2 separate regions of the Homo sapiens genome follow, and region 1 is linked to region 2. A link is an interaction called in ENCODE POLR2A ChIA-PET data of the cell type or tissue named here. Cell type or tissue: GM12878. All regions are shown on one strand. Each heading gives the region's core, and the rest is flanking DNA. Links, peaks and the distances in the headings are about the cores only. Region 1 has its middle 14 kb from the start of SLC44A2. Region 2 overlaps PDE4A (phosphodiesterase 4A).

Region 1 (10,997 bases), core at 1,871-9,870, 150 kb before region 2:
AGAGACAGGACATGGTGGCTCAATCCTGTAATCCTAGCACTTTGGGAGGCCAAGGTGGGTGGATCACTTGAGTCCAGGAGATCAAGAGCAGACTAAGCAACAGGCAAGACCTCGTCTCTAAAAAAACAACAAAACAAAACAAAACAAAAAAACAAAAATTAACTGGGCGTGGTGACATGCCTTTGTAGTCCCAGCTACTTGCGAGCCTGAGGTGAGAGAATCTTTGAGCCGGGGGAGACGGAGGTTGCAGAGGGCTCAGATTGCCCCACTGCACTCCAGCCTGGGAAACAGAATGAGACCCTGTCTTTCTCACTGTGTATATTGAACACAGTTTCACTCTGTTTCAATAAATAAATAAACATAATAATAAAATGTTACATGGTTCACCTCATTTCATCCTTTTTTTTTTTTTTCTTTGGAGACAGGGTCTCACTGTCACCCAGGCTGGAAAGCAGTGGCACCATCTTGGCTCACTGCAGCCACGACCTCCAGGGCTCAAGTGATCTTCCACCTCAGCTGGCACATGTCACCATGCCCGGCTAATTTTTGTATTTTTGGTAGAGACAGGGTTTCGCTATGTTGCCCAGGCTGGTCTCTAAATCCTTGGCTCAGGCAATCCCGCTTTGGCCGCCCAAAGTGCTGGGATCACAGGTGTGAGCCACCATGTCCAGCCCGCCTCATTTCATCTTTACAGCACCTCCTATCATTATCCCCATTTGACAGACAGATCAACTGAGGCCTAGAGAGAAAGAAGGTGCCCATGGTGTGAAAGATTTCAATCAGCAGACCCAAGCTGTCCAGCTCCCAAGTCAATGTTTGGACAGTTAACCTTCCAACAACACAGGTTTGAGCTTCATGGTTCCCCTTAAACACAATTTTTCTTCTGCCTCTGTTACCCCTGAGACAGCAAGACCAACCCCTCCCCTTCCTCTTCCTCTTCCTCCTCAGCTCACTCAATGTGAAGACCATTTTTTTTTTTTTTGAGACGGAGTCTCCCTCTGTTGCCCAGGCTGGAGCGCACTGGTGTGATCTCGGCTCACGGCAACTTCCGCCTCCCGGGTTTAAGCGACTCTTGTGCCTCAGCCTCCCGAGTAGCGGGGACTTCAGGTGTGAGCCACCATGCCTGGCTAATTTTTGTATTTTTAGTAGAAATGGGGTTTCACCATGTTGGCCAGGCTGGTCTCAAACTCCTGACCTCAAGTGATCCTCCCACCTTGGCCTCCCAAAGTGCTGGGATTACAGGCATGAGCCACTGCACCTGGCCCCTAATTTTTTTTTTTATTTTTGGTAGAGACAGGATTTTCACCATGTTGGCCAGGCTTGTCTTGAAGTCCTGACCTCAAATGATCCACCTGCCTTGGCCTCCCAAAGTGCTATGATTACAGGTGTGAGCCACCACGCCCAGCCTCTGAAAACCTTTTTGATGATCCACTTCCACTTAATAAATAATAAATGTATTTTCTTTTCCTTACATTTTAATATTTTTTCCCTTAAAAGGAATGGCAAAAAAAAAAAACGCAATTACTTTTGCACCAACTTAATAACATTTTCTTTTCTTTTCTTCTTCTTTTTTTTTTTTTTTTTTGAGACGGAGTCTCATTCTGTCACCCAGGCTGGAGTGCAGTGGCGCAATCTTGGCTCACTGTGACCTCTACCTCCCGGGTTCAAGAGATTCTCCTGCCTCAGCCTCCCAAGTACCTGGGATTACAGGCACGCACCACCATGTCCGGCTAATTTTTGTATTTTTAATAGAGACGTGGTTTCACCATGTTGGCCAGGTTGGTCTCAAACTCCTGACCTCGGGTGATCCGCCCGCCTCAGCCTCCCAAAGTGCTGGGATTATCGGCGTGAGCCACCGCGCCCAGCCACATTTTCTTTTCTTCAGCTTACTTTATTGTAAGAATACGATATATATAATACAGAGACACAATATGTGTATGTTGATATGTTGTCCGTAAGGCTAAGAGTCAACAGTAGGCTATCACTAATTAAGTTTTGGGGGACTTATATGCAGTTATATGCAGGCCGGGCATGGTGACTCATGCCTGCAATCCCAGCATTTTGGGAGGCTGAGGTGGGAGGATCTCTTGAGGCCAGGAGTTGGAGACCAGCCTGATCAACAGATCACAACCCTGTCTCTACAAAAACTTAAGGCATACACAGATTTCTAATTTCACAGGGGGTTGGTGCCCCTCACACCCATGTGGTTTGAGGGTCAAATGCATTATTTCCTTTCGTTGCTGTAACAAGACACCAATGCCTTGGTGGCTTAAAAAAACACAAATTTATGGACGGGTGCGGTGGCTCATGCCTGTAATCCCTGCACTTTGGGAGGCCGAGGCAGGTGGATCACCTGAGGTCAGGAGCTTCAGACCAGCGTGGCCAACGTGGTGAAACCCCATCTCTACTAAAAATACAAAAAATTAGCTGGGCGTGGTGGTGTGCACCTGTAATTCCAGCTACTCAGGAGGCTGAGGCAGTAGAATTGCTTGAAACCAGGAAGCAGAGGTTGCAGTGAGCCAAGATCGCATCACTGCACTCCAGCCTGGGCAACAAGAGCAAAACTCGTCTCAAAAATAATAATAATAATAATAAATAAAAACCACAAATTTATTATCTCACAGCTCAGGAGGACAGAAGCACAAAATGCATCTCACTGGGCTACAATCGATGTGTAGGCAGGGCTGTTTCTTTCGGAGATTTTAGGGGAAAATCTGTTTCCTTGTCTGTTTCACCTTCTAGAGGCCGCCCACATTCCTTGGCTCCTGGCCACTTCTTCCATTTTTAAAGACAGCAATCACATCAAACCCACCTCGCTTCCGTCGTTCCATGTCCTCCTCTGACTCTGCTACCACCCTCTTCCATTTTTCTTAAAGAGACGGGGTCTCACTATGTTGCCCAGGCTGGTCTCAAAGTCCTGGGTTCAAGCAGTCCTCCTGCCTTAGCCTCCCAAAGTGCTTGAACTACAGGCATGAGCCACTACACCCAGCCAAAGTCTTCAACTTGGCCAGGCGCAGTGGCTTACACCTGTAATCCCAGCACTTTGGGAAGTCAAGGCAGGCAGATTACTTGAGGTCAGGAGTTTGAGACCAGCCTGTCCAACGTGGTGAAACCCCATGTCTACTAAAAATACAAAAAATTAGCCGGGCATAGTGGTGGGCGCCTGTAGTCCCAGCTACTCGGGAGGCTGAGGCAGGAGAATCACTTGAACCCAGGAGGCAGAGGTTGTGGCAAGCCAAGATTGCGCCACTGCACTCTAGCCTGGGTGACAGAGCAAGACTCCATCTCAAAAAAAAAAAAGAAAGAAAATAAAAAGTAAAAAATAACTATATTATCTGGGTGTGGTGGTGCATGCCTGTGGTCCCAGCTACTCAGGAGGCTGAGGTGGGAGAATCGCTTGAGCCCGGGAGGCAGAGGCTGCAGTGAGCTGTGATCACGCCACTGCACTCCAGCCTGGATGACAGAAAACACTGTCTCTAAAAAACCAAAACCAAACAAATAAAAATAACAAAACAAAAACTTCTCCAATCCCCACTAACCATTAGTGTGATCCCATTTCACGACGGGCACACTGAGGTTGCTTGCTCGGGCCACACAGCTGGTGAGGAGCACAGCCAGGAGTCAAACCAACGCCCTGCTGGAGCCAACCCAGGCCTTTTCCTTGGCAGGTACTGGGAGAAGCAGAGATAACGTTGCGGCAATGGTGTGGAAGAAAAATTGGGAAAATTGAGCTGTTGGACAAGGCCAGGATTGGGAGAGGCAGCCTTCGGGTGCCAGCCTTGCTGGCTGTGACGGCTGACCCACCCAAGTGCAGTGGGCGTGGGCGATAAGAGAACTGCCACAGCCTGCCCAGTCACAGTGCTGGTGCCAGGACATCAAATGCCACCCAGCCCCCACAGCTTCCGGACACTGGCCAAGTCCCCAAGGGCTGCAGCGGCCCAAGGCCTCACCCGTACAGCCAGCCACTGGCCTCTGCCTTCCCAGAAGTCTGTGCCTGGGGAATGAGCATCGCCAGCTGCCCAGACACCTCTTTTGACAAAGGGTTTGAGGACAGCATCTGGGTGGGGAGGCTCAGAAGGGTTAAGGGCAAAAGATAGAGCGCCTACTGTATGCTGGACTATGTTAGGCACCAAACCAGAGATTTGCTTCTAGAAACATTTAACCTTTTTTTATTTTTTATTTTTTGAGACAGGGTCTCCTTTTTTGCCCAGGATGAAGTGCAGGGGCGCAATCATAGCTCACTGCAGCCTTGACCTCCTGGGCTCAAGTGATCCTCCCGCCTCAGACTCCCTAGTGGATGGGACCACAGGCATGCACCACCACGCCCCGCTAATTTTTAATTTTTTGTTTTGCAGAAACAGGGTCTCACTATGTTGCCCAGGCTGGTATAAAATTCCTGGGCTCAAGTGATCCTTCCGCCCTGGCATCCCAAAGTGCTGGGATTATAGGAGTGAGCCACCACACCCGGCTCAGCCTAAGAAGCTTTAAAAAGATCCAGATGCCACACACACACAGAAATTAATAGGTCACAATCTGGAAGGAGACTTCTTGGCTGAGCTACCTCTGAGGTGAAAACAGCTAGCCAAAGATTTGTAGAAGATTCTTTCACATGGAAAGCTAAAATCTTCCATGGACTTGAGGACTTACTTATAATTAGCTTTTAGTCCCCCTGCCAGAACAGAGGGAATTTATTAATTTTATTATGTAAGAGTTTATTTGTTTACTTGTATATTTGAGATGGGGTCTCATTCTGTTACCTAGGTTGGAGTGCAGTGGCACAATGTCGGCTCACTGCAACCTCTGCCTCCTAGGCTCAAGCAATCCTCCCACCTCACCCTCCAGAGTGGCTCGGACCACAGGCATAAGCCACCATGACCAGCTAATTTTTTTGCATATTTTTGGGAAGAAGGGGTTTTGCAATGTTGCCCAGGCTAGTCTCAAACTCCTGGACTCAAGCGATCCACCCACCTTGGCCTCACAAACAGCTGGGATTATAGGAGTGAACCACGATCCACCCACCTTGGCCTCACAAACAGCTGGGATTACAGGAGTGAACCACTGCACCGGGTCTCTTGTTTGTTTATTTATTTATTTATTATTTTTTGAAATAGTGTCTCACTCTCTTGCCCAGGCTGGAGTGCAGTGGCGCAATCTTGGCTAACTGCAACCTCTGCTGCCCAGGTTCAAGCAATTCTCCTGCCTCAGCCCCCTGAGTAGCTGAGATTACAGGTACCTGCCACCACGCCTGGCTAAATTTTGTAGTGTTAGCAGAGATGGGGTTTCACCATCTTGGTCAGGCTGGTCTCGAACTCCTGACCTCAAGTGACCTACCCGCCTGGGCCTCACAAAGTGCTGGGATTACAGGCGTGAGGCACTGCACGCAGCCTAAAATAATATTTTAAAATAATGCTCTCTAGCCCGGCACAGAGGCACATGCCTATAGTCCCCTACTTAGGAGGTTGAAGGGGAAGGATCGCTTCAGCCGGGGAATTCAACCAGCCTGGGGAACATCATAAGACTCCCTCTCAAAAAAAATTTTTTTTTAAATTAAAAATAAATAAATAAATATCATGTTCACCTTGGGGATCGATTGGGAAATGGCAAAAGAAAAGTCTTGGCGGGGCGCGGTGGCTCACAACTGTAATCCCAGCACTTTGGGAGGCCGAGGCGAGCGGATCACTTGAGGTCAGGAGTTCCAGACCAGCCTGGCCAACATGGTGAAACCCCGTCTCTACTAAAAATACAAAAATGAGCCAGGCATGGTGGCACATGCCTGTAATCCCAGCTACTCGGGAGGCTGAGGCCAGAGAATCACTTGAACCCGGGAGGCAAAGGTTGCAGTGAGCCAAGATCACGCCATTGCACTCCAGCCTGGGCAACAAGAGTGAAACTCCATCTCAAAAAAAAAAAAAAAAAAAAAAAAAGCCAGGCGCGGTGGCTCACGACTGTAATCCCAGCACTTTGGGAGGCCGAGGCGGGCAGATCACGAGGTCAGGAGATCAAGACCATCTGGCTAACACAGTGAAACCCCGTTTCTACTAAAAAAATACAAAAAAATCAGCCGGGCATGGTGGCGGGCGCCTGTAATCCCAGCTACTCGGGAGGCTGAGGCAGGAGAATGGCGTGAACCCGGGAGGCGGAGCTTGCAGTGAGCCGAGATCACGTCACTGCACTCCAGCCTGGGTGACTGAGTGAGACTCAGTCTCAAAAAAAAAAAAAAAAAAGGAAAAGAAAAGTCTCTAGGGAGAATTCTCTACCAGGGCTCTGCAAATGTTTTCTGTTAAGGACAAGATATTAAAGATTTTAAGCTTTGTGGTTCACATATCATCTGTCATATATATATATTTTTTTTTCTTTTTTCACAACCATTTAAAAATATAAGAGCCATTCTTAGCCCACTAGCCTTACAAAAACAGGCCACCACCCAACAATCTAAATATAAGTAACATTAGCCAGGCTCGGTGGCTCACGCCTGTAATCCCAGCACTTTGGGAGGCCAAAGTGGGAGAATCATTTGAGGTCACGAGTTTGAGACCAGCCTGGTCAACATAGTGAAACCCTGTCTCTACTAAAAATACAAAAATTAGCCGGGCATGGTTGTGCATGCCTATAATCCCAGCTATTCGGGAGGCTGAGGCAGGAGAATAACTTGAACCCAGGAGGCAGAGGCTGCAGTCAGCCGAGATTGTGCCCTGCCCTTCAGCCTGGGCAACAGAGACAGATTCTGTCTCAAAAAATAAATAAATAAATAAGAGTAACATCATAGATCTGTACATTTAAAAAGAGTTATGGGCTGGGCATGGTGGCTTACACCTGTAATCTCAGTACCTTGAGAGGCTGAGGTGGGAGGATCACTTGAGCCCAGGAGTTCAAGACCAGCCTGGACAACATAGCAAGACTCTATCTCTACAAAAAAACTAATAATGTGTGGTTTTTTTAGTATGTAAATTATACTTCGCCAGGCACAGTGGCTCTTGCCTTTAATCCCAGTATTTTGGGAGACTGAGGCGGGTGGATCACTTGAGGTCAGGAGTTTGAGACCAGCCTGACAAACATGGCAAAACCCAGTCTCTACTAAAAATACAAAAAGTAGCTGGACGTGGTGAGGTGCACCTGTAATCCCAGCTACTCAGGAGCCTGAGGCAGGAGAATCACTTGAACCCAGGAGGCGGAGGTTGCAGTGAGCTGAGATCATGCCACTACACTCCAGCCTGGGCGACAGAGCAAGATTCTGTCTTGAAAAAAAAGAAAAAAGCAACAAAAACAAACCAAATTATACTTCAATTTAAAATGTAGGCTGGGCCGGGCATGGTTGCTCACGCTTGTAATCTCAGCACTTTGGGAGGCCAAGGTGGGCAGATCACAAGGTCAGGAGTTCAAGACCAGCCTGGCCAATATGGTGAAACCCCGTCTCTACCAAAAATACAAAAATTAGCTGGGCGTGGTGGCACATGCCTGTAATCCCAGCTACTGGGGAGGCTGAGGCAGAAGAATCGCTTGAACCCAGGAGGTGGAGTTTGCAGTGAGCTGAGATGGCGCCACTGCTCTCCAGCCTGGGCAACAGAGCAAGACTCCATCTCAAAAAAAAAAAAAAAAAAAAAGGTAGGCTGGGTGCAGTGGCTCACGACTCTAGCCCCAGCACTCTGGCAGGCTGAAGCACGTGGATAGCTTGAGCCCAGGAGTTCCAGACCAGCCTGGGCAACATGACAAAACCCAATCTCTACAAAAAATACAAAAATTAATCGGGCACGGTAACTCGAATCTTGTAGTCCCAGGTCCTTGGGAGGCTGAGGCAGGAGAATTGCTTAAACCCAGGAGGCAGAGGTTGCAGTGAGCCGAGATTGTACCACTGCACTTAACCCTGGGTGACAGAGTGAGACCCTGTCTCAAATTAAAAAAATAAATAAATAAATAAAATATATATATACTAATAAAATAATAATACAAATAGGCCCTCCTTGCACATGACAGGGCCCTGGAAATGTTCTTTTTTCCTCATCTGGTTGCTGGCCAGATAAGGTGTTCACCTTGTGAAAGCTCCTTCAGCCTCATATATTTAGGATCTATGCCCTTTTATGTATGTATTTCCAACTTCGAAAAAAAGTTTAAAATAAATATTCCCTTTGATTGGCTAAATAAAAGACAGCCCATCCACAAATGTACTATTCTATGCTACCGTGAAAAAAGATTGTGCTGGGCGCCATGGCACACACCTGTGATCAGTCCCAGCTACTCGGGAGGCTGAGGCGGGAGGATCCCTTCAACTCAGGAGTTCTAGGCTAGCCAAGGCAACATAGCAAGACCCTGTCTCTCCTTTTTTTTTTTTTTTCTTTGAGACGGAGTCTCGCTCTGTTGCCCAGGCTGGAGTGCAGTGGCGCGATCTCGGCTCACTACAACCTCCACCTCCTGGGTTCAAGCGATTCTCCTGCCTCAGCCTCCCAAGTATCTGAGACTACAGGTGCATGCCACCATGCCCAGCTAATTTTTTTATTTTTAGTAGAAACGGGGTGGCTGGGCGCAGTGGCTCACACCTGTAATCCCAGCACTTTGGGAGGCCGAGGCGGGGGCGGATCACGAGGTCAGGAGATCGAGACCACGGTGAAATCCCGTCTCTACTAAAAATACAAAAAATTAGCCGGGGGCAGTGGCAGGCACAGTGGCGGGCGCCTGTAGTCCCAGCTACTCGGGAGGCTGAGGCAGGAGAATGGCATGAACCCGGGAGGCGGTGCTTGCAGTGAGCCGAGATCACGCCACTGCACTCCAGCCTGAGCGACAGAGTGAGACTCCGTCTCAAAAAAAAAAAAATAATAATAATAATAATAAATGATTGAGGAAGCTTTGGAGGTGTTGACAAGAGATCCTCTCCAATGTATATTAGGCAAAACAAATAAACAAAAAAAAGCTGGGTGTGGTGGCCCACGCCTATAATCCTAGCACTTTGGGAGGCCAGTACAGGAGGATTGCTTTAGCCCAGGACTTCATGACCAGCCTGGGCAACATGGTGAGACCCTGCCTCTAAAAAAAAAAAAAAAAAAAAATTAGTTGAGTATCACGGCACACACCCGTAGTCTCAACTACACAGGAGGCAGAAGCAGGAGGATCACTTGAGCCCAGGAATTTGAGGCTGCGGTGAGCTATGATCGCACCACTGCACTCTAGCCCAGCCTGGGTGACAGAGTGAGACCCTGTGTATAAACAACAACAACAACAACAAAGAATAAAGTATGGTCCGGGGTGGGAGAGCAAGAGGGAAACTTTCATCTCAAAGCCGTAACATCTTTTGTATCTTTTGTATTTAAAGCATGTGAATGTATTATCCCTTTCAAAGAAAATAGCCCCAAGAGGCCGGGCGAGGTGGCTCACGCCTGTAATCTCAGCACTTTGGGAGGCCAAGGCAGGCTGATCACAAGGTCAGGAGATCGAGACCATCCTGGCTAACATGGCGAAACCCGGTCTCTACTAAAAAATACAAAAAAATTAGCCAGGCGTGGTGGCGGGCGCCTGTAGTCCCAGCTACTCGGGAGGCTGAGGCAGGAGAATGGCGTGAACCCGGGAGGCGGAGCTTGCAGTGAGCCGAGACCGTGTCACTGCACTCCAGCCTGGGCGACAGAGCGAGACTCCGTCTCAAAAAAAAAAAAAAAAAATAGCCGTAAGTAACTACCTTTTCATACATACATACATACATACATATATATGTGTATGTGTATATATATATTTTAATATATATGTATATAATTATTTTTTGAGATGGAGTTTTGCCCTTGTTACCCAGGCTGGAGAGAAATGGCACGATCTCAGCTCACTGCAACCTCTGCCTCCTGGGTTCAAGCAATTCTCCTGTCTCAGCCTCCCACATAGCTGGGACTACAGGTGCACGTCACTATTCCAAGAACATTTTTGTATTTTTAGTAGAGACAGGGTTTCACGATATTGGTAAGGTTGGTCTCAAACTCCAGACCCCAGGTGATCCACTTGCCTCGGCCTCCCAAAGTGCTGATATTAGAGGCGTGAGCCACTGTGCCCAGCCAATTTTTGTATTTTTAGTAGAGACAGGGTTTCGCCATGTTGGTCAGGCTGGTCTCGAACTCCTGACTTCAGGTGATCCACCTGCCTCGGCCTCCCAAAGTGCTGGGATTACAGGCGTGAGCCACCACACCCGGCCACATGTATATATATATATTTAAATCAGGTGCCAGGGCCTCACTGCAGGCTGAATTGTATTCTAGCAAATGGGACCAGGGAATCTGCTTTTTATTTTGAGACAGGGTCTTCCTCTGTCATCCAGGCTGGAGTGCAGTGGCGCTATCTTTGCTCACTGCAACCTCTGCCTCCTGGGCTCAAGCAATCCTCCCACCTCAGCCTCCCAAGTAGCTGGAATACAGTTGAGCACCACCATGCTCAGTTAATTTTTAAATTTTTTTGTAGAGACAGGGTCTCACTATATTGCCCAGGCTGGTCTCAAACTCATGGGCTCAAGCGATCCTCCCACCTGGGACTCCCAAAGTGCTGGAATTATAGGCATCAGCGACTGCCCAGCCAGAGTCTGGTTTTTGTTGTTTTTTGAGATGGAGTCTCGCTCCATAGCCCAGGTTGGAGTGCAGTGGCACCATCTCAGCTCACTGCAACCTCTGCCTCCCAGGTTCAATCAGTTCTCCTGTCTCAGCCTCCCAAGTAGCTGGGATTACAGATGTGCACCACCATGCTTGGCTAATTTTTATATTTTTAATAGAGACGGGGTTTCACCATGTTGGCCAGGCTGGCCTCGATCTCCTGACCTCAAGTGACCCACCCACCTCAGCCTCTCAAAGTGCTGGGATTACAGGTGTGAACCTGTAATCCTTGCCTGGCCAAGAGTCCTTTTTTTTTTTTGAGACGGAGTCTCACTCTGTCACCTAAGCTGGAGTGCAGTGGCGCCACCTTGGCTCACTGTAACCTCTGCCTCCCAGGTTGAAGCGATTCTCCGGCCTCAGCCTCCCGAGTAGCTGGGACTATAGGTA
Region 2 (8,000 bases), core at 1-8,000:
GTATAAAATTAGTTTTCCATGGGGTGTGTGTGAGTGATTTTGCACACCTAGGGGACATTTGGCAATGTCTGGAGGCATTTTTGGTCTTTACAAATGAGCAGGGGGAGGCTGGGCGCGGTGGCTTATGCCTGTAATCCCAGCACTTTGGGAGGCCGAGGTGGGCGGATCACCTGAGGTCGGGAGTTCGAGACCAGCCTGACCAACATGGAGAAACACCATCTTTACTAAAAATACAAAATTAGCTGGGCGTGGTGGCGCATGCCTGTAATTCCAGCTTCTCGGGAGGCTGAGGCAGGAGAATCGCTTGAACCCGAGAGGCGGAGGTTGCAGTGAGCTGAGACTGCACCACTGTACTCCAGCCTGGGTGACAAGAAGGAAACTCTGTCTCAAAAAAAAAAAAAATGAGGAGGGGGATACTTCTGGCATCTAGTGGGTAGAGAGAGACCAGGGATTCTGCTAAGAATCCTGTAATACCCACGGCAGCTCCTAGCACAAAAAATGATCACCCAAATGTCAACAGTGCTGAGGCCTAGAAACTCAGGTCTGGACGGGTAGAGACATCAAACTCAGATGGTTGGGTTTCACCAGGGAGGATATAAAGTGGGGAGGGGCCAGGCAGGGTGGCTCACCCCTGTAATCCCAGCACTTTGGGAGGCTGAGGGAGGCAGACTGAGTGAGCCCAGGAGTTCGAGACCAGCCTGGGCAACATGACAGAACCCCATCTCCATGAAAAATACAAAAATTAGCCGAGTGTGGTGGTGCACGCCTATAGTCCCAGCCACTCTGGAGGCGGGGGTGGAGGATCATTTTAGCCCAGGAGGTGGAGGTTGCAGTGAGCCAAGATCACGCCCCTGCACTCCAGCCTGGGTGGCACAATGAGACCCTGTCTCAGAAAAAAAAGAAAAAGAAAAATGAAAACAAGGCCGGGTATGGTGACTCACCCCATATCCCAGCACTTTGGGAGGCCAAGGTTTGAGCCCAGGAGTTCAAGACAAGTCTGGCAACATAGCAAATCCCTGTCTCGACAAAAAATTTTAAAAAATTAGCTAGGTGTGGTGGTGTGCACCTGTATTCTCAGCTACTCTGGAGGCTGAGGCAGGAAGATCGCTTGAGCCCAGGAATTCAAGGCTGCAGTGAGCTATGATCACACCACTGCATGCTACCCTGGGCAACAGTGCAAGACCCGGTCTCAAAATAAATAAATAAAACCTAAATAAAAGAAAAACAGGAGGCTGGGCGCAGTGGCTCACACTTGTAATCCTGGCATTTTGGGAGGCCAAGGCGGGTAGATCACAAGGTCAGGAGTTCAAGACCAGCCTGGCCAACACGGTGAAACCCCATCTCTACTAAAAATACAAAAATTAGCCAGGCATGGTGGTGCACGCCTGTAATCCCAGATACTTGGGAGGCTGAGGCAGGAGAATCACTTGAACCTGGGAGGCGGAGGTTGCAGTGAGCCAAGATCGTGCCATTGTACTCCAGCCTGGGCAATAGAATGAGACTCCGTCTCAAAAACAAAACAAAACCAAAAACAGGACAACTTGGCATTGTGGAAAGGCAGGGGAGGAGCTCCTGGGCCTCAGAACTTCAGGCCAAGATGGGCTGGGGAGACTCACCCTGTGCCCGTCCATCAATGCCCCGAGCCTGTACCTGAGACTTCTCCACGGAGGCAGTGTGCTTGTCACACATGGGGCTGATTTCCATGCCACGCTCGCGCTCTCGGTCACCCTGCTGGAAGAACTCGGCCATGATGCGGTCTGTCCACTGGCGGTACAGCTCCAGCGGCTTGGTGGGGTTGCTGAGGTCGGCACAGTGCACCATGTTCCGGAGGACCTGCATGGGGTTGGGGCACAGGGGAAACTTCAGAGGCTATGCCTGTGTCCCAGTCTGAGACCTCAGGCATTCCTTCTTTTTTAAGAAATGGGGGCCAGGCACTGTGGCTCACGCCTGTAATTCCAGTACTTTGGGATGCTGAGGCGGGTGGATCATGAGGTCAGGAGTTCAAGACCAGCCTGGCCAACATGGTGAAACCCTGTCTCTACTAAAAATACAAAAAAATTAGCCAGGCACGGTGGCACATGCCTGTAATCCCAGCTATAGTGGGGCTGAGGCAGGAGAATTGCTTGAACCCAGGAGGCGGAGGTTGCCGTGAGCCGAGATCAAGCCACTGCCCTCCAGCCTGGGCGACAGAGTGAGACTCCATCTCAGAAAAAAAAAAAAAAAAAAAAAAGAATGGGGCTGGGCGCGGTGGCTCACATCTGTAATCACAGCACTTTGGGAGGCCAAGGTGGGCAGATCACTTGAGGTCATGAATTTGAGATCGGCCTGGCCAAGATGGCGAAACCCCATCTCTACTAAAAATACAAAAATTAGCCAGGTCTGGTGGTAGGCACCTGTAATCCCAGCTACGCTAGAGGCTGAGGCAGGAGAATTGCTGCAGCCCAGGAGGCGGAGTTTGCAGGGAACCAAGATCCGTGCCCTCTAGCCTGGGTGACAGAGAGACCCGATCTCAAAAAAAAAAAACCAAAAACAGAAAAGAAGAAAGAGAAAGAAGAAGGAAAGGAAAGGACAGGACAGGACAGGACAGGAAAGGAAAGGAAAAGAGGATCTTGCAATGTTGCTCTGGCTGGTCTCAAACTCCTGGCCTCAAACAGTCCTCCTGCCTCAGCCTCTGGAGTAGTTGAGATTATAGGCGTGAGCCACCACACCCAGCTTTCAGGCTTTCTTATCTCCCACCTGGGGAGGGAGGGAGTAGGGAGAGAAGGTGGGGAGAACAGAGAACAGAGGAGGTAACGGGGAGAGGTGTGTGGGAGATGGAGAAAATATGGGAGGAGTCGGAAGGGGGGTGAGGGAAGAGAAGATGGTTAGGGAGAGGGACAGGGGACCTGGAAGGAGTTGATGAGAAGAAAGGAGGAATTGGGGGAAATGGGAGGAAATGGTGGGAGAGATGGGAAGGAGAGATGGGATTGGAAAGTGAAGATGGAGAAGGGGACAGACAGAAAGAGGTCAGGTGTGGTGGCTCACGCCAGCTATCCCAGCACTTTGGCAGGCCAAGACAGGAGGATAACTTCAGCTCAGGAGTTTGAGACCAGACTGGGTGACATAGTGAGACCCCAACTCTCCTTTAAACATACAAAGTAAATAAAAATAAATTTAAAAAAAGAGGGCTGAGCGCGGTGGCTCACGCCTGTAATCCCAGCACTTTGGGAGGCCAAGGCGGGGGGCGGGGGGGGATCACCTGAGGTCGGGAGTTCGAGACCAGCCTGACAGACATGGAGAAACCCTCTCTACTAAAAGTACAAAATTAGCTGGGCATGGTGGCGCATGCCTGTGATCCCAGCTACTCGGCAGGCTGAGACAGGAGAATCGCTTGAACCCGGGAGGCGGGAGGCGGGAGGCGGGAGGCGGAGGTTGTGGTGAGCCAAGATGGCGCCATTGCATTCCAGCCTGGGCAACAAGAGCAAGACTCCGTCTCAAAAACAAACAAACAAAAAAAAAGAAAGAAGGACACAGGAAGATGGGCCACTTGGGAGAAAGAGGCTGAGGAAGGGGCAGTTAGCTACCCAGACCTAAAGGTGTGGCTGGGGGAGTGTCCTCCCTCCTTAGATGATGGGGCGTGGGGGCACCTGGATGCGGTCGGAGTAGTTATCTAGCAGGAGGACCCCTGAGCTGGTCACTTTCTTGGTCTCCACCATGGTCTTCAGGTCAGCCAGGAGGGTCATGTGCTTGGACATGTCCGTGGCCAGCACCTGCGGGCAAGGGGGCGTCACTGGGGCCGCTGACACCCGCCCCCCAGACTGACCCGGGCCTCTGAAGTTTTCACCAGGTAGAAGCCGCCCGCTCTGTCCAGGTTGAGGGTTCCTCTGGGACTCAGACCCACTCCTCCCCAAAGCCCTCGACTCCTAGGCTTCCTTTCCCGCTCCGTCCCGCCCCAGCCCCGCCCACCATGTCGATGACCATCTTGCGTAGGCTCTGCCGCTGGCGCTTGCTGAGGTTCTGGAAGATGTCGCAGTTGTCCTCCTGCAGCAGCTTGAAGCCCACGGCCAGGTGGTGATTCTCGAGCACCGACTCATCGTTGTACATGAGCGCCAGCTCCGAATCTGCAGCCCAGCCCGGAGGTCAGGGGAGGGCCCACGTGTGCAGCTCCAACCGCAGGAGGGCCAGCTCCGCCCCCAACTAGCTAACCCCTCCCCAGCCCGGCCAGCCTCGCCTCCAGCCCAGTCAGCTCTACCCCAGCCCGGCCATCCCCTTTCCAGCCCAGCCAGCCCCGCCCCCAGCCCCGCCTCCTGCCCGTTCATCCCCTTTCCAGCCCAGCCAGCCCCGCCTCCTGCCCGGCCATCCCCTTTCCAGCCCAGCCAGCCCCGCCCCCAGCCCCGCCTCCTGCCCGGCCATCCCCTTTCCAGGCCAGCCAGCCCCGCCCCCAGGCCAGCCAGCCCCTCCTCCAGCCTAGTTAGTTCCGCCCCCAGCCTGGCCAACACCGCCTCCAACTCAGCAAACCCCGCCCCTGGCGAGGGCCACTCACTGGTGTTGATGAGGAACTGGTTGGAGACCCCAGGGTGATCCACATCGTGGATGGCAGCCGCGAAGAGGGCGGCGAGAATCTCCAGGTCCGTGAACACTGCCTGGGAGCAGAGACACGGATGTTAGAATAACAGAGTTGAAGCCATGCATGGTGGTGAGCACCTGTTTGTCTCACCTACTTAGGAGGCTGAGATGGGAGGATCACTTGAGCCTAGGACTTCAAGGCCAGAAGTTCGAGGCCATCCTGGGCAACATAGCAAGGCCCTGTCTCAAATTTAATTTTCTTTCTTTTTTTTTTTTTTTTTTGAGACAGAGTTCTGCTCTTGTTGCCCAGGTTGGAATGCAGTGGCACGATCTTGGCTCACTGCAACTTCCCCATCCTGGGTTCAAGCAACTCTCCTGGTTCAGCCTCTCTAGTAGCTGGGATTACAGGCTCCCACCACCACGCCCGGCTAATTTTTAAAATATTTTTGGTAGAGACAGGGTTTCGCCATGTTGGCCATTTCTGACCTCAGGTGATTCACCTGCCTCAGCCTCCCAAAGTACTGGGATTACAAGTGTGAGCCACCGTGCCTAGCCCCCCGCAATTTTTATTTTATTTTTTTTGAGATGAAGTCTCACTTTGTTGCCCAGGCTGGAGTGCAGTGGCGCAATCCTGGCTCACTGCAACCTCCACCTACTGGGTTCCAGCGATTCTCCTGCCTCAGCCTCTGGAGTAGCTGGGATTACAGGCGTGCCCCACCACGCCCGGCTAATTTTTGTATTTTTAGTAAAGACAGTGTTTCACCACGTTGGTCAGGCTGGTCTCAAACTCCCGACCTCAGGTGATCCACCCATCTTGGCCTTCCAAAGTGCTGGGATTACAGGTGTGAGCCACCGCACCTGGACTAAAACTTTTTTTTTTTTAAGAAATAAGATTTTTGACCGGGCACAGTGGCTCACGCCTCTACTCCCAGCACTTTGGGAGGCCAAGGCGGGCTGATCACGAGGTTGGGAGTTTGAGACCAGCCTGTCCAACTTGGCGAAACGCCATCTCTACTAAAAATATTATAAAAACTTAGCCAGGCGTGGTGGTGGGCACCTGTAGTCCCAGCTACTCAGGAGGCTGAGGCAGGAGAATCACTTGAACCCGGGAGGCAGAGGTTGCAGTGAGCTGAGATCGTGCCACTGCACTCTAGCCTGGGTGGCAGAGCAAGACTCCGTCTCAAAAAGAAAAAAAAAAGAGAGAGAAATGGCGTCAAAGAGAGATGGAGGTCAGAGACACAGGGTCAGAGAGACACACAGGAGGCTGAAGAGGCAGTCACAAAGAGAGATGGGGACGGTCACTCACAGGGCAGTCACTCACATCTAGTGCAGGCGTGGCCAGCAGTACGTGGGTGGACTGCAGCACGTCAGCTGCGTGCAGGCTGTTATGGTAGGCCACGTCAGCGTGGTAGTGATCCTCCAGCGTCAGCATGTATGTCACCATCGTGTCCACAGGGATGCGGAATTTCTTCAGCAGGTCCCGCTCCTGAGAGCAGGCAGGGGCAGGGTGGTGACCTCCACCGGCCTCCAGCGCCCCGCTATGAGCCCCTCACCCGGGCCCACTCCCAGCTGTCCCCATCACCTGGAATATCATGTACATGATGCAGGTGAGTGAGCGGCCTCCAGCGTAATCCGACACGCAAAAGATGTTCAGGCCCCACTTGTTCAGGTTCTCCAGTTCCTGGTGGAGACGGAGGCCAGAGGTCAGAAGCCTGTAAGGCTCAGGGCCCTGGAGAACATTTCCTAGGAGTTTGAAGCCTTGGTCTGAAGGAAGCACCATTATTGCTCACCCAGTGGGTGACAGGTTCAACAGCACAGAATGTACTGCCCTCGTCCTACTGGGCTGCAAAATAGCGAAAGCAATCACAGCCACTGTCTTTTGAGTACTTATGATCTGCCAAGTATTGCTCTAAGCACTTGATCTCGTTTGGCAGGTGAAGGCACCAAGGCTCAGAGAGGCGATGTGACTTCTCCAAGATCATGCAGCTCATAAGTGGCAAAGCTAGGATAGGAACCCAGCACGACTGGCCCCAGCACAGCTCAGCCTCTTAGCTAAGCTGTTCACGAGCCCCAGGGGAGAAAGGAAGAAGGGCTTATTTTCCATGTCTCTCCAAAATTCAGAAAAGGGCCAGCACATAGTAGCTGCTTAATAAACACCAGTTGGCCAGGTGCAGTGGCTCACGCCTGCAATCCCAGCACTTTGTGAGGCTAAGGCGGGTGGATCACTTGAGGCCAGGAGTTCGAGACCAGCCTGGTCAACATGGTGAAACCCCATTTCTACTAAAAATACAAAAATTAGCCAGGTGTGCTGGCACAGGCCTTTAGTCCCGGCTAGTCAGGAGGGTGAGGCAGGAGTATTGCTTGAACCCAGGAGGTGGAGGTTGCCTTGAGCCGAGATCACACTACTGCACTCCAACCTGGGCAACAGAGCGAGTCTCCATCTCAAAATAAATAAATAAATAAAAATAAATAACTAAAGGCCAGGTGACTGAATGGAAGATTCACTGGAGGAGGTGGCTCAAAGAGGGTTACAATAAGCCTCAGCTGAGTGAGCCACCAAAGATGGATCACTTCCACTGCCGCTGTCCCCTGGAAGAGCTAGGAGTGAAACACCGGTCTGGACTGTTGGGGACACTATGGGGGCACAGTCTGGATTAGCGTCACTGCTGTGTACACCAATCCCTCTGCAGCTGGGAGTGTTGCCTGCTAAGGCTCACAGCTGCCTGCATTTCCAGAAGACTAGTCCCAACAGGAGCTACATGCAAGAGGTGATACGTCCAGCCCTGGGGACGGCCCCCAAGCAATGAATGATACAGAGGTACAAAGAGCCAGCATGCTTGCCTCAAGATGGGCTCAAACCCTCATCTCAAGCTCTGCTTCTGGGAAACCTGGCCTAAGACATAACCCAATGCCCAGTCCTTCTCAGGGTCCCAGGAGACCACCCCCTCCAGCCCTGCCCCTACTGAGCCCCCACCCACTTGGGCCAGGAGCTCTTCTTGATCGGTCTTCACCCCAAATCGGGGAATGTTAGAGTTGTTCAGGCTGTTACTATGCATCAACTTTTTCAACCCTGTGATTTGGGACATGGGCTGTAAGTGTGGTACAGGGGGCGGGGGCGGCTGGGAGGGTCTTGGTCGCGGCGCTTGCTGTTTTTCTCGTTCCTTCATCGTGGGTGATGGGATCTCCACTTCATTCTGTTTGTCTGCAGAAGATGGGGAGCAGGAACAAGTGTGAACAACCCTTCCACCCCTGGAGGCTCCCTTATTCTTCAGCCCACTACCACGTACGGGGAAGGCTCACCCGAAACGGCAGAACCCTTTCAGCTGTGATGCCGCTGGCTACTCAGAGTCAGGAAACCAGAGGGGATGTGGGAAATCTTCCAGGAGGTGGTGGGCTGGAGTGGGGGCCCAGGGCTCTGGGATGGCCCCGGTCTGATCATCAGATATGGATGGAGA

What was found. ChIA-PET counts read pairs that join two places held together with the same protein. Peaks named below come from ENCODE experiments on the same cell type or tissue, not always from the same donor. Only the 100,000 strongest peaks of a DNase experiment are listed, where the experiment ranks them.
Region 1: POLR2A ChIA-PET joins it to region 2 with 10 read pairs; 2 of 35 experiments call an interaction of 5 or more read pairs at or near these places.

What each region holds. Positions count from the first base shown.
Region 1 is chr19:10,605,559-10,616,555 of GRCh38, reverse strand. It overlaps a transcript of SLC44A2 not described here. Among named protein-coding and RNA genes, the nearest start is that of SLC44A2, 14 kb to the left of the region's middle. In GM12878, for the core only: no CTCF peak of the experiment used is centred there; no DNase peak of the experiment used is centred there.
Region 2 is chr19:10,457,626-10,465,625 of GRCh38, reverse strand. PDE4A (phosphodiesterase 4A) reads right to left here. Exons shown (of 15, transcript NM_001111307.2): 8 at 7,524-7,747; 9 at 6,128-6,226; 10 at 5,867-6,031; 11 at 4,523-4,622; 12 at 3,946-4,100; 13 at 3,627-3,749; 14 at 1,651-1,833. Among named protein-coding and RNA genes, the nearest start is that of PDE4A, 41 kb to the right of the region's middle. RefSeq lists enhancers at 3,926-4,065, 3,570-4,294 and a silencer at 4,256-4,435. In GM12878, for the core only: no CTCF peak of the experiment used is centred there; a DNase peak (open chromatin) is centred at 4,195; H3K4me3 peaks cover 358 bases.